Regions from separate parts of the Mus musculus genome. Here region 1 is linked to region 2. The links are chromatin loops, found by intact Hi-C in ENCODE. Cell type or tissue: heart. All regions are shown on one strand. Region 1 overlaps Cers6 (ceramide synthase 6). Region 2 overlaps Cers6 (ceramide synthase 6).

Evidence for each region. Peaks named below come from ENCODE experiments on the same cell type or tissue, not always from the same donor. Only the 100,000 strongest peaks of a DNase experiment are listed, where the experiment ranks them.
Region 1: it touches region 2 in a loop (2.0-fold over the local background); 2 of 42 quality-filtered maps call a loop at or near these places.

Annotation. Positions count from the first base shown.
Region 1 is chr2:69,099,729-69,102,228 of GRCm38, forward strand. All of the region lies in intron 8 of Cers6 (ceramide synthase 6), which reads left to right. Among named protein-coding and RNA genes, the nearest start is that of Gm39840, 29 kb to the right of the region's middle. In heart, a CTCF peak has its summit at 1,223 (motif pointing left); no DNase peak of the experiment used is centred here.
Region 2 is chr2:69,053,245-69,055,744 of GRCm38, forward strand. All of the region lies in intron 6 of Cers6 (ceramide synthase 6), which reads left to right. Among named protein-coding and RNA genes, the nearest start is that of Gm39840, 76 kb to the right of the region's middle. In heart, no CTCF peak of the experiment used is centred here; a DNase peak (open chromatin) is centred at 1,277.

The sequences.
Region 1 (2,500 bases), 46 kb after region 2:
TACACCAGCAGTGGAGAAGTCCAAGTGTGGGAGGGCTGCCCTGTAGAAAGGGAGAAACCACACACACACACCCTTCAGTCCTGTTGAAGTATTGAATGGCCAGTCTTGTCAAGATATAGTTTAGGCCTTGAGTTGTTATTCCCCTTTCAGAGTGTCTTTTCTGGCATGTGGCACTCTTTGGGACCAAGTCCTGACTTCTGTGTCTGGAGAAGAAATCGTGGCAGTCTTTGAATGTTCATTGTGGGCCTAATGATCTTGCAGAGAATGCTGTCCACAGCGAGGAGCCATAGTTTTGCCCTTGGGTGAATTGGCATCCAGTACTGGGGCATAACTCAGCAATAGAGTCCCCACTTGGCATGTAGGAAGTCCTGGTTCAACCAGCACTAAAAATCAAATCTACCTGTAACACATTTGTACGGTAAGACTTCCTGGACTGTCTTCTATCACTTACGTCACGGGAGTACTTGAAAAACATGATAGGTGGTACTGAATATGTGAATGTCTATATAAGTATGTGCTATAAAGATAAAAAATATAAATTCGTGCTTTGAAGTCACAACATGAATGAAATATATACCATATATACAAATACATTTCATCATATTATAAGTATTTCATTCATCTGTCGGGCGTGGTTCTTCAAGATCATATGTCAGTGGCAATTTCTCATGAGTACTCCAGAATAGTGAACTGAAGAGAGAAAGCAGAGTGCTTTAAGTGGTATTGGTATTCTAGATGCAAATGAAAATCTCCTTGTTTTATTAAAAAAAGATTGCTCTATGGGTTCTTTGCTCAACAACAAAAAACAATGTTATAAACTCTTCTGCAGAAATATGTGCATTCTGCCAGCATATTTATTCTATGTTTCAATCAAAACCAAATTTAAAAAAGTGTCCATAACAGATAAGATTGGGCAAAAGTCACTATAAAGCCAAGTAGATTCTATTCTTAGGATTCATTAAAATCTACTAAAATAACCTCAGTCAAGCTCTGAGGGGTCAGTGGGGCATCTGCTTTTCTCTAGGGAATTGGGTGGGCTCCTTGCAAGCATCTGTGTCCAGGCAGAGCCATGTAGCAAGAATGAGTCTCACATAAAGACCCTTCATCTCCCAGTGGTTAGTGGAACTTGGAGAAAGAAGGGTCAAGTGTGGTCTGTGCTGGGTTTGGCCGAATAATCCCGTGTGAGCATGCTCTGTGTGCTCCTAGTGTGCCATCTAGTGGTTAAGTGAGCCTTGCCTTAATGAGAAAAAAATAAAATAAAAGGTCTTTGCTTCTCCCTTGTCTCCCTGTACTGTCACCGAGATTTTATTGGGGAAAGAACTATTATTTGGGAAAGAAAAATATCATTTTCTCAGCCTCAATACATTGAACAGAGACTATGTGGGGAAAACCCCATTGTACTGCCACAGTAATTAAACAGACCAGACATTGCAAGTTGATGGTGTTCATTATGTTCATTTTGCATGACACAGAGAAATTTCTCCCACTGCATTTTATAGATGTAGGATTCACATTTATTGTGTGATGCACAGACCTTGAGGATACAGCTTGCCCTGATAGACACATTTCTCAATTTTATGTATTTAGATCCCATGCAATCACTACCCACACGAGGACATGAAGGTTTCCAGTTTCCCATCTGCCTCGTTCCTCCCTGCCCTAGTCAATCCTCCCTGAGAGGCATCCGTTCTCCTGGAATCTTGTCACCAGGGGGGTTTAGTGGCATCTTCACAGTACATATTTCTGGGTCTTATCTTTCAGAAAGAGTAAGATCCTGACATCATCCTTTAATAACTTGTCCCAAAAAGGGAAGTTTGCTCAGAACAGTCTAGGTTTGCTATTTTTCAGAATCCAGGTGTCAGTGACGTTAGCTGTTCTTTGGTGACTTTCCTTACCAAGCTCCTGTGGTGATGACTGGATGGATGGATGATTGATAGATAGATAGATAGATAGATAGATAGATAGATAGATAGATAGATAGATAACAGATAATAGATAGATAGATAGATAGATAGATAGATAGATAGATAGATAGATAGATAGTATTTTCCCAGATATATAGGTAGATAGATAGATAGAGAGAGAGAGAGAGAGAGAGAGAGAGAGAGAGAGAGAGGGAGAGAGAGAGAATTTTCCCAAGGGACTCTGTGAGCATCCAAGTCAATTTTCAAAGAAGTCGCATTATTTTTGAGTGGCATCTCTGAGACATCTGTCATAGAAGAGCTGATGCATTCATTTCTGAAATGAATGTGAGTATCATGTCACCAGCCAGTGCTCTGACACCCTGCTCAAATTAAGCCATGTGCAGCACTGGTTCTGAAACCCTAATGGTGAGACAGGCTCCCAGCCTACAACCAGTAGAATGCTACTTCGTGCTGTGCAGAACGATACAGTTGATGTGTCTGTATAGTGTGTATGTTAAGAAGCAGAGCTATAGTAAAGGTTTTGTAATTATCCCAGACATTGCTCGAGCTTATTTACTTGGTTACTAGATAAACAA
Region 2 (2,500 bases):
GTTTTATGTATTCCTGGCATAGCTGGCTTATTCTGGTTTCTACACAAAATGGGCACTTGGCCAACACCAGACCTGTATAGTAGCTGGCTCAGGTGTTATTACGGAGCCGTTTCCCTTGCTGCTTTCTGCCATTAGACACTGTAGCTCCAGGCTACCCCTTCGCCTCCCTGACTGGCCCCACAGGTCTCCAGCAGCTCCATACACTCCTATCATGAGGACCTTCTCTTTTAACCATTGGTGATTTATGGTATGTACTGGCTGCCAGACACACTCTCCACCTTCTGTGTGTGGAGGAATTAACTCAGATGTCTGAAACCATCCTTTCTTCATCTTGGGATAGACTTGTTAAAGCCCTGTGGGCAGTGGAGACTGAGAGCGGCTTTGGGAAGCTGGCTATGTGTGAGGTCCTTAAAGGGGATTATTCCCTCCCATTAAATCACAGCAAGCCAAATGGTCATTCTAAACAAAGACCAGGACTTATAAATGCTAAGTGAAAGTTTCTTTCTCTGCCCTTGGAGTGGGAGTCTTAAACAGTTTATAAATCATTTCTCTCCTCAGCATTCACAAGCCATTTGTTGTTTTTGTTTGTTTTGAGACAGGGAAAGTTGGGCTCAGATGTGCTGCCTGAGCCTGCCTCCTGGGTGCGAAGGTTACAAGTTAGAGCCATCATGCTCACATTTAGAGATGAATTTTTTACTGGGTTGTTTTATCAATCTTTTTAAAATAATCTTGATATCCAAGAGTCATCTTCCTTTTTCAGCATTTTTTTCTACCAAGAGTCTAGAACAGTCCCCTAAAAGTGAGAGGAGAGCCTTTCAACCCTTCTGTGTATTGAGAAAGAATATGATGACTTGTTCATTTCCAAAGTTGGGACTTCCTGCTCAGTGGGGGACACTGCTATTAAAAGAAGGGCAAAGACACAGTGGTGAGTTAAATATACAAAAAAAAAAAAAAATGGAAACTTACTGGAGAATTTTTCCTTACTTTTTTCTTATACTTTCCTTTCATTTAAAAAAAAGAAAAAAGGAAGTTAGCTAAGACACCGTCAAAACTTGTCAAGCATTTTCAGTCCCCAACACTAGTAGGCCTTACTGTCCTCAAGGCTTACAGTCTCCTCCAGTTCTGTGCTCTGGCCACCTGTTCCGAGTGAGCATTCCTCTGCACATCTGCATTTTCCAAGGCAGGCTAATAAATACTCTGTTCCATTCAGAACAGCTTGCTTATGTCTAAACTGTGTGTCCCTTTTAACGAAGCTGCTGTTTGGCTCAAAGGCCTGGGCCTTCGGCCAATGGCCCTGCTCATGCTCAGGCCTCCTTGGAGCAGCTCCAGAGAGCCTGGCTCATAGAATCTGCCTGATGCTTTCCCTTGTTCTGGAAGGAGCACTACATCTTGTCAAACAGTCTTGACAGAGAGAGATATAGTGATGAAATCTAGCAAGAGGAAAACTTGGTGACTGGCATGTCTCCTCCCTTGTAACTTTTTATAGAAACTTTCTTGTGTCCAGTACTGTAGGGCTTTAGCTCTCTTACAGAGCCTACCCGTGTTCCAGACCTTTCCTTTAGAGTAAAAGGAAATACATCCTTTAATCCCCCATAAGGACCCAGTGGGCCATAGATTGAGTTTAAAATAATATACACTAAATACACCATGTTCAGTAGATAGAAATGAGACCAGCACTGGTGCATAATAACCAAAATTTGACCAAATCTAAGTCAAGAACTAAAACTAAACTAGTGTTCGTAGATTTAAGTATTCCTAATCAATCAAAATTAATGTGGTAATCATAAAAAAGGAGTAAGCGAATGTGAGCACCTCTTTCGTTTCCCAAATAAGAACACTTGAAAAGCAGCTACCATGAATCATAGGAGGAAACCCTATTTTAGCATAATAAGAAAACCCCATCTTATACTAATGGATGATCCCTTAAATTCACCATTATGAGAAAGCATTAAGGAAGGCATCACTTAGAATGACAGTCAAGGTCTCTGGGGCCGCTTCCTTACCTGTCCAGCACACTCCCCAGTGTGACCTTGAAGTGGTTACTTTGCCTTTCTGTGTGTTGGTTTTCTGAGCAAAGAAAGGCGATCTCAGGCCTGCCCTGAGGGAATGTCACCAGACCTGGACTGGTTCCTGGCGCACCAGCAAGGCGCAGTTCACGTTAGCTTTCCTGTGGCCACCTGTGTTGTGAGTCCCAGCACTTCAGGTTGTCTAGAACTGTATGACTCATCTACCCCCACCAAACACACACAGCTGAGACCAGTAGACTCGTAACATAATTGATTTCTATTGCTCCTGCACTATTTAATTGCTGTGGTGAAACCCTCCAAAGGGTTCACTTTCCTTCTATGGTGATTGGTAAAATTTGAGATGGTTCTGCCTTCAGCCTAAAGCCCCTAAATGATTGACAAGCAGACTCCTTCCTTTACACCATCTCCCAACAGAAGCATGCCATTGGTAAGAAACAATCATTTTGTCTAAACCACTGAGATTTTGGGGGAGG